Linked DNA regions of Homo sapiens: region 2 is linked to region 1. The links are chromatin contacts, found by Hi-C or POLR2A ChIA-PET in ENCODE. All regions are on one chromosome and are shown on one strand. Each heading gives the region's core, a stretch centred on a gene start or an enhancer-like site at or near the end of the contact. The rest is flanking DNA. Distances are from core to core; before and after follow the strand shown.

Region 1 (4,871 bases), core at 454-2,953:
GGAATTTCCAATGATCACTATCCACAATTGGCTAGTGGCTGCAATACTGGACAGGACAGCCTTATACACCTGTCCCCTCAATTTTCTATCTTTTGACCACTTAAATTTAAAAAACTTCTATTTTTATAACCAAGAAAAGCTGGTTCGCATGTGAGAAATTCAAGGCCAAAAAATGTCAAAGAAACAACTTTATGTGAACTTTTCACTTTTAGATTAAAGTAATTCCATTGCAGCTTATTTTTCCAATACTCTAGAAATGTAATTCATTTTCTTTTAAGAATCTATTCCATTCGTACATCCAGATCTGATTCAGATTAAAAACATCAAGTCAGATATTTTAAAAGTGGAATTTACCATGCTGAAACAAATTAAGTCATCTCTGTACTAAGAAATCAATTTGTGTGGCTGGGGGTGGGAAAGCTCGGGAAATTTTAATTTCAATGAATTTTCAGAAAATGCTTCAAAGAGAACTACCTGGCACCATAAGTAACTGTTCTAATTAGTCTAATAATTATTCTCAACTCAATCATTAATGTTCAAATGCAATTAATTATACAGATTCGAGAGATATTTCTCAGAAATGAAGAATCCAAGTCGTTGATCTAGATTTGGATTGAACGTCGAATGCCCGGTTTGTTATTTACCAAGACCCAGAAAACATCTGGCCCCAAAGCAGACATGTTTGCTTCAACAGACTAAAAGTAAAACCCGACGGTGAACCATACAGAATTCAACATACTTGGATAATGCCAGCTTAGGAAAAACTAAATTTTCTTCCACTAAGCTTAAGATGAAGGCGTGTTTAATACTTTTAATGTTATCCAGGCTTTTTATAAAGCTAACGAGATTGTCACTACCTAACCAAGACACCGAAGACTGATCTACGTAACCTTTGGAGTGGTTTAGAAGTAGGCAAAGACGAGAAATTACATTAAACATAGTGCTCAGTTCTTCCACAAAATTGTAGGTGGCTCTGAAAAGAGCCTTTGGTTCCTTTGGGATTGAGTTGCTGCAAACTAATCCAGGCTTCTACTTGCCCTTCGCCTTGTGGTGGCTCTCGGTCTTCTTGGGCAGTAGCACGGCCTGGATGTTGGGCAGGACGCCACCCTGTGCGATGGTGACTTTGCCCAGAAGCTTGTTGAGCTCCTCATCGTTGCGGATGGCCAGCTGGAGGTGACGCGGGATGATGCGAGTCTTCTTGTTGTCGCGGGCCGCGTTGCCAGCCAGCTCCAGGATCTCGGCGGTCAGGTACTCCAGCACCGCCGCCAGGTACACCGGCGCTCCAGCACCGACCCGCTCCGCATAGTTGCCTTTGCGGAGCAGGCGATGCACTCGGCCTACGGGAAACTGAAGCCCGGCCCGAGAAGAGCGGGTCTTGGCCTTGGCGCGAGCTTTGCCTCCCTGCTTGCCACGCCCAGACATGGCAAAAGGCCTATTATCTATACGGTCAAGAAAGACTGAAGTGAAACTAGAAAAACGTACATTTTATAGCCTCTACTGGGCGCGAAAAGGAAGCTGTGCGATTGGCTTACGTTTTATTTTTATTTAGACCAATAGGACTCGATTATGCAGGATACCTATTTTGATTGGGCAAAACTGGCATCTGTCGTCATCCACGGATAATTACCAATCAGCAGAGACCTTCCCACTACCTCGGCCGCATAAACTATTATATAAAAAGAGGAGACCGACTTCTTGTTTTGGTTTTGCCACTATTGTTTCATTATGCCCGAGCTGGCCAAGTCTGCTCCCGCCCCGAAGAAGGGCTCCAAGAAGGCGGTGACCAAGGCCCAGAAGAAGGATGGCAAGAAGCGCAAGCGCAGCCGCAAGGAGAGCTACTCCGTGTACGTGTACAAGGTGCTGAAGCAGGTCCACCCCGACACCGGCATCTCTTCTAAGGCCATGGGAATCATGAACTCCTTCGTCAACGACATCTTCGAGCGCATCGCAAGCGAGGCTTCCCGCCTGGCGCACTACAACAAGCGCTCGACCATCACCTCCAGGGAGATCCAGACCGCCGTGCGCCTGCTGCTTCCGGGGGAGCTGGCCAAGCACGCGGTGTCGGAGGGCACCAAGGCCGTCACCAAGTACACCAGCTCCAAGTAAATTCTCAAGCTCTTGTCCAACCCAAAGGCTCTTTTCAGAGCCACTCACTATTATCTAAAGAAGAGCTGGTTCGCTCTTCCTATCACTGGGGGGCGAGGGGTCATAAATCATTTTGATCTATCCACTAAATTAATCTAGCTCTTTGAAAGCCATTTAAGGTGAAATGTACATGAGGTACGTGCATATAGCTACCAACACCATAGAGGGTCCGACCTTTGCGCTTGAGGGCATAAACTAAGTCCTTAGCAGGGACTGCTTTGCGCTTTGCTCGTTCCGTGTAAGTCAGTCAAGCGCATCCGGGATCACGTTATCCGGAAATTCCTTGAGCATCCACGGGTTTCTAAAAAGATGAGACCAGAATGCGTTTGACACCGCCAGGCCAGGCTCCAGGTGGTGGGTCTGGTGATGTCTGGATGTTGCACAGCAACTTGCGGTGGCGCCCCCTTTACCCAATCCTTTCCCTCACTTGCGCAACCAGACATGATTTTAAGGCACGACAAAAGACCCGAGGTAAAAACCAAAAACAGCACTAGGAAAACAAGGCTGGCGTTTTTAATCTTTCCGACTAAACTGGAAACTAGAGGGGTGGGCGCGGTGGCTCATGCCTGTAATCCCAGCACTTTGGGAGGTGGAGGCGGGCGGATCCCTTGAGCCCAGGAGTTCGCAACCAGCCTGGGCAACATAGCAAAACCCCGTCTCTGCAAAAAGCACAAAAATTAGCCAGGAGTGGTGGCGCGCCCCTGTTGTCCCAGCTACTTAGGGGGCTGATGTAGGAGGATGGCTTGAGCCTGGTAGGCGGAGTTTACAGTGAGCTGAGATCGCACCACTGCACTCCAGCCTGGGTGATAAAGCCAGGCCTTGTCTCAAAAAAAAAAGTGGGAGATCAGTAAAAGTTAACACCTTGCCTTCTCCTAATTGTCAATGCCTGCTAGCAAAAGATGCCAGAGTAGATTTTTAAAAGTTTTTCTTGTTTTCACCCAAACCCAACTGTTTTTCGTATACTATTTACCATCCAATTTACTAACATTTATTAAGCATCTACTATTCACCATAGGCCAGTCATAGTATTCTGCTATAGGAATGGAAAATCCTGAATAAGCCTCCCAGACCTTAATTCTCAATCATTGCTGGTGGCCCCACAAATTGGTAGTGCTTTCATAAAGGAAAATTTGGTAATACCTGTCAAAATTTTAAAATGCACCTATCTTTACATCAGAAATTTCACCCCTAGGAATTTACTATTTTTGAAAATATGCAAAATAATATATGCAGGGGTTTCCAGCAGCACTGTTTGTAGTATAAGACTGAAGCAATTTGACTGATTAGCAATAAATTACAGTACATCATTCTATCTAGTAAAAAATAAGAAGGCTCTTTTTCATAATTATTTACTGCTTATCATGTGCCAGATAATGTCCTAAAAAGCTCTCTACATATGTTAAATCATTTAGCTTTCATAACAACTTTGTGAAAAATTACTATTTTTATACCTGTTTTACAGATCATAAAATGGGGGTTCAGAGAGCTCGAGTAAATTGCCTAAAGTGTGAAATTGTACAGTGGGAAAGTTGTCAATCAAAATGAAATCACTAATGTTAAGAAAATCCTGACACAGAGCCAAGAAAAGCCATAAAGAGAAAGTTCTCACGCTTGTATGCCTAATAACAAAAACTATCACAAAAGATGGTAAGAGCCACAACCATAAACACAGGCCATCAAAACCTTACACACACAAAAAATACTTCTACAAGACCATTTGTCCAACAACTGCCTTCCCAACCTTGGACTGGCATCGCCCTTGTTATTGTAACCCTCCTTATTTTTTTCTTTAAAAACCTTTGTCTTCCTTTACCTCCTTGAATACACATGTACTTTATAGCATATGGATTCCCATTACAATGCTTTATTCCCAAATAAATGTATTTGTCTTTAGAGAGCCTCTATGTTTGTTACTTAGGTTGGTAACAGGTAATGAGTAGTGAAAACATGATTCAAAACCAGAATCTGGTTTCAGAATCCCTATTTATAACCAGTGTATACTATACGGCTTCTCCAGGTGCTAATAATGGGATGATTTCCAAAATTTGCTGTCAAATGCAATAAAAGCAAGATACAGGATAATGTGCAGTAGAATTTTGTGTGTGTTTGTGTGTGTGTATAAATGTAAAATATTTTTGGAAGGATACTGGATAAATTGCTATCAGTGGTGGCCTCTGAGGAAAGAGAAAGTTGGATGTCCTACAGACAGGGATGGATGGAGGATCTTTTCATTGTAACTTCTTATGGTCTTTGAATTTTGAATCCTATGTGTGTATTGTCCATCCATAAAAAAAAATAGCGTAAAGAATCACTTCACTTGATTATCAGTAAAACACACATTATAAGATGATAAATGCTGCAGTAGAGATATGAATAAAAAGCCTAAGGAGCACAGAATAAATAATATTATGGGTGGGAGTGGGAAGAGTGCCAAATAGCATTCTGGGCAATAAGAAAATGGGTGTCACCTTCAAAAACGCAGAAATATTGTGGTGTGGCTAAAGTCAGGGGTAGGCAGAAGGGAGCACCCACGGGGCTGAGCAAGTAGTCTGTGACTATGCTACACCAGTGGCCTCCTTCTGTATCACGGCAGGCTTCTCAAAATGAGGACTTCAGGATAAAACAACTAGATATAATCTGAGAAGGACTTACTAAGTGAGATTCTGAAATATTTTACACATAATTCCAGATGCCAATTTAACACTATTTATTTAAATGTTACTTAA
Region 2 (4,911 bases), core at 647-3,146, 1.1 Mb before region 1:
TAAACATTGATGTAGGCCGGGCGCGGTGGCTCACGCCTGTAATCCCAGCACTTTGGGAGGCTGAGGCGGGCGGATCAAGAGGTCAGGAGTTCGAGACCAGCCTGACCAACATAGTGAAACCCCGTCTCTACTAAAAATACAAAAATTAGCCGGGCGTCGTGACGGGCGCCTATAGTCCCAGCTACTCGGGAGGCTGAGGCAAGAGAATGGTGTGAACCCGAGAGGTGGAAGTTGCAGTGAGCCAAGTCGTGCTACTGCACTCCACCCTGGGTGACAGAGCGAGACTCCGTCTCAAAAAAAAAAAAAAAAAAAAAAAATTTGATGTAATGGTTTCACTTTTAGAAATTTAAGGAAATAATCGTGGATGTTTGAAAATATTTATGTAAGGATAGTTTTTACAGCATTGCTGATGAAAATAAAAAATTAGAAATAATCCAGTTTTCAAGAATACCACTTTGATATGGAATATGTGCAGGAATTAAGATTTATGCAAAATATAGTACTTAGCAAGTATATATTCATAATATATTCATTTAGAAAGCAAGTTAGCAAATTATTTACTACACATGACCATTTTTGGAAAATGTATACCATATGAAAGACTAAATATATAAAAATGTTAATAGTTACCTCTGACTAGTGAGATTATGGATGATTTTAATTTTTGACATGTTTGTATGTTCTACAATTTGTGTGTACTTTGCAATTAGAAAAAAATAATTATAGTTAGGGTAAGATTACAGTTGCCATGTTGGGAATCACTTCCTGGACAATTTCCTTCCAATCGAAAGAAAATATACAAATCTCATGTATTGGAGGGAGACTGGGGAACCAGTGTTCACTGTACTTCTCACTACTAATTTTCTCTCTATCAAAAATAGGATATGAAACCAAGGAAGTCTGTGGAAATTAAGATAGAGCCTACTGAAACTCAGTTATTTCTCCATGCAGAAAAGAGACCTAACTTTGCCTTACAAAAAGGAAATTTTTTTTATATTAACAAATACAAAAAGTAAGCTATTAGGACAAAATCTAATTAAAATATCCAACTTTATATTTCCTCTATCTGAACCTCACAGCCCCAAATACAAGAGTTAAGACGGTTGAGTTAAAATGTATTTATTGAACCTCTACCGTGTTTGCCAGGCACTGTTACCTGGACGGCATTGGTCTACACATGTTATTTTAGCGGTGTCGCTGGCCTCTAGGGGCTCTTGTTCTAGTGGGAGGGATGATTTCTGTTTAGTTTCAGGGCTCCATTAAAATTTGTGACCTTGGGGCTTCCCGGCCTGGAGCTCAGATTGCTTGGCGAAGGCTGAGAAACAGAAAAGTGGATCAGGCGATGTGGTGCACTCCCCTTAAAAACTACCGCTGTGTTCCCCGACCTGGCAGTGGTCACTTGGAGCCCATTAATCGGGAACATCCGAGAGCGACAAGGAAGGCCGCGGGCGAGCGCGTCGCTCGCGGAGTTTCCCCGGACCTGGGATCGCCGATCCCTCGGCGCGGACACCAGCCTTGCCCATGTGGTGGTCCCTGTGGAGACCTTCCCAGCCGTTCCCGGCTACCACTTTTAGAGCCCAAGACAAACTTCGACGAGTGGCAAGGCAGTGACAAATGGAACCAAAATAGAGGGGCTAAAAGGGGACCTTCCTATAGAACCGGGGTCTTTTGTTAGGGTTTTGTTTTGTTCCTCACCATCTTCCAAACAATGAAGTCCTGGGGGAGGCTAACCACGATCAAGATTTCAGTAAACATCAGACACTGGAGAGCCGACCCAGCGACCGAAGAAGCAAAAGATCTTCTTTCCTTCCTGAAATCTGGGCAGGCTGGGAGCAAAAAAAAAAAAAAAAAAAACCCGCACACGTTTTTCGAGATGGCGATAACAGTTATAAGGCCCGTAAGAGACTTGATCCAGTTTTATGCAGAAACATTTTCTAGTCCTGCGAACCCTTTTGCTTTTTCAATCCACAAGTGGCTTTCTGCCCTTCTGTTACCAAGCAACCCTGACGTCATCGCGTTTCTGCGTGCGTGCACGACACAGAATCATTGCTTGTTGATCTCTATTTTAGTGCAAAAATCAGGGCTGTTATGCAGTGTGTCAGGATGGCCGAGTGGTCTAAGGCGCCAGACTCAAGCTAAGCTTCCTCCGCGGTGGGGATTCTGGTCTCCAATGGAGGCGTGGGTTCGAATCCCACTTCTGACACATACTTTTCTTTTTCCTCTCCTTACTTTAGAGATATCCTGATCTCAGCAGTAGGCATAAACAATTACCAACGTATATTTTTAAGAATCGGCTTTTAGGTACCGGGCGCGGTGGCTCACGCCTGTAATCCTAGCACTTTGGGAGGCCGAGACGGGTGGATCACGAGGTCAGGAGATCGAGACCATTCTGGCTAACACGGTGAAACCTCGTCTCTACTAAAAATACAAAAAAAATAGCTGGGCGTGGTGGCGGGCGCCTGTAGTCCCAGCTACTCGGGAATGAGGCAGGAGAATGGCGTGAACCCGGGAGGCGGAGCGTGCAGTGAGCCAAGATCGCGCCACTGCACTCCAGCCTGGGGACAGAGCGACACTCCGTCTCAAAAAAAAAAAAAAAAAAAAAGAATTGGCTTTTAAATTTATCTCAAAGGGCTTGTCCAAACTAAAAACATTAAAAGCGGAAGCATCGCGATATTTTTACGAAGCCGCGAGATTTGGGCCAAAAAACGCCTAATTAAAGGCAGAGGTTACTAGCGATTGGTCTCTGTGCTGCAGTGCGAGATAATCCTGATGTCGCGGGATTCGGAACGCAGATAGCTTCCTGCCTCGCCGAGGGAATGGAGAGAAGGGGCTCTGGGCGGGTTCTTTTCCCGCTTCTCGACCAGGCTCACACTCTGTGTCTCAGATCCAAGCCCTCCCCTAGATATTTCCTGGAGCACTTTCCTACCAATCTCACAACGCTGTGGCTCGTGACAGTGCAGTCTCTTTAAAAATCTTACACAGGTCCTCTGCTCTCCTATTTTCAAAACTCATGTAACCAGTTCTCAAAAATGTCTTTCGTAAATTATGCACATTCACACTCGTTTTGGCATCTGATCATTACCGTTTTGTCAGTCAAAATTGAGTACCATTTTAACCATTGAATGAAATATGAAAGCTGTACGTTCCTCTCGCAAATGTAATCACCGTGAAAAATTTATTGTATTTTTTACATTTCTTTTTTCTCTGCATTCGCATATATATATAACATTTTGTTTTTTTTTTTTAACAGAAATGTAGTCATGCTATGACATTTTTCACTTAATATATCTTGGGTTCTTTCCATGTGGAACACTTATTCTTTTCTTTTACAGAAGAAATATTGCTGGCCGGGTGCAGTGGCTCAGGCCTGTAATCCCAGCACTTTGGGAGGCCGAGGCGGGCGGATCACGAGGTCAGGAGATTGAGACCATCTTGGCTAACACAGTGAAACCCCGTCTCTACTAAAAATATTAAAAAATACAAAAAATTAGCCGGGTGTGGTGGTGGGTGCTTGTAGTCCCAGCTACTCGGGAGGCTGAGGTAGAAGAATCGCCTAAACCCGGGAGGCGGAGCTTGCAGTGAGCCCACATTGCCCGCTGCACTCCAGCCTGGGCAACAGAGTGAGACTCCGTCTCAAAAAAAATAATTAATAAATAAATAAATAAATAAATAAATAAATAAATAAATAAAACCCTATGGTAGGCCCGGAGTGGTGGCTCACGCCTGTAATCCCAGCACTTTGGGAGGCCGAGGCAGGTGGATCACTTGAGGTCAGGAGTTCGAGACCAGCCTGGCCAACATGGTGAAACCCTGTCTCTACTAAAAACACAAAAATTAGCTGAGTGTGGTGGCAGATGCCTGTAATCCCAGCTACTCAGGAGGCTGAGGCAGGAAAATCACTTGAACCCGGGAGGTGGAGGTTGCAGTGAGCCAAGATTGCACCACTGCACTCCAGCCTGGGCAACAGAGTGAGACTCTGTCACAGGAAAAAACAAAAAACAAAAAAACAAAAACACAAAAACCGTATGGTAAAATTTAAATTTTAAGGTGGTACTTTAGAACACTAGTGTTCCATCTTCTCAGTTTGCTGGCTTTCGGATTAAAAGCAGCTTTTCCTCCCACCAAACCTCCCCTCTAGCATTTGGCTTTGGAGCGGTGAGCAGCAGAATCTGGGTCAGGTTACGCTTTTTTCTCTTCAGTCCCATTAACTCTGGAATCCTAGGTGCCCTCTGCATACTTGGACTCCAAAAACCACTTTCTCCAACAAGAAAACAAAGTAAACTGCAGATTATATAATAGGAGATTTTAAATTCATTTCAAAATTCACTATGGAAGATATGGTTTCTCATCTGGAATCCATCCTGCTTGTCTGGATTTACCTTACTTCTCCCTGCATTGCTCACATTTCTGATTCTTTCATGGAACAGAGTACGTTATCCTCTAAAAGCTTTCACCAAACTGATGGAATTTTCTATTTCTCGCCCCCTACCCCCACCTACTGCTTTTCAAAGTAAAATGGCATTTATCTGTAAGGCGGGATGAAGTTAATATCTGTTAAACCCCCATTTATTTCCAGAAGCTTCCAAAGTCAGCCCAACCTCCCAAGGTTACTTAGCTCTCTAATAAAACAAAAGGTGAACTCCCTGAAAGAATTCTCCTGCAGAATTCTATTATAGCGTTAGAGGAAAAAGCACTGCCACTGTGTAAAATTGTGTAGATTTGGGGTAAAAGGCCAAGGTACTTTCCAGTTTCAATTTTCTTGACTGTCCTGCTGGGCACGGTGGTTTACACCTATAATCCCAGCACTTGGGTGAGGCTGAGGAGGGAGGATCACATGAGGCGAGGAGTTCAAGACCAGCCTGGGCTTGTCTCCAACCCCTCATCCCAACCCCGCCCCCACCCCCACAAATG

What was found. Hi-C counts contacts between places; a loop is a spot of excess contacts on that map. ChIA-PET counts read pairs that join two places held with the same protein, here RNA polymerase II (POLR2A). Pooled maps may share reads with other maps.
Region 2: a loop to region 1 is called in a pooled map, with 7 times the contacts of the local background. The contact joins the promoter of HCG14 here to the promoter of H2BC13 in region 1. A Hi-C loop is called at or near these places in 11 of 50 pooled maps. POLR2A ChIA-PET finds 5 or more read pairs at or near these places in 15 of 52 experiments (CD4-positive, alpha-beta T cell, CD4-positive, alpha-beta memory T cell, CD8-positive, alpha-beta T cell and 10 more).

What each region holds. Positions count from the first base shown.
Region 1 is chr6:27,804,761-27,809,631 of GRCh38, reverse strand. H2BC13 (H2B clustered histone 13) reads left to right here and starts at 1,703. Exons shown (of 1, transcript NM_003519.4): 1 at 1,703-2,153. The coding sequence starts at 1,726. The coding sequence ends at 2,106. H2AC13 (H2A clustered histone 13) reads right to left here and starts at 1,459. Exons shown (of 1, transcript NM_003509.3): 1 at 965-1,459. The coding sequence starts at 1,422. The coding sequence ends at 1,030. It also overlaps the pseudogene H4C10P. RefSeq lists enhancers at 599-1,197, 1,116-1,315, 1,656-1,885, 2,136-2,235, 1,798-2,397 and 1 more.
Region 2 is chr6:28,893,515-28,898,425 of GRCh38, reverse strand. HCG14 (HLA complex group 14) reads right to left here and starts at 1,896. Exons shown (of 2, transcript NR_104117.1): 1 at 1,696-1,896; 2 at 1,106-1,315. TRL-CAA1-1 (tRNA-Leu (anticodon CAA) 1-1) reads left to right here and starts at 2,098; the gene lies at 2,098-2,203. RefSeq lists enhancers at 1,584-2,219, 2,855-3,491 and a silencer at 2,630-2,793.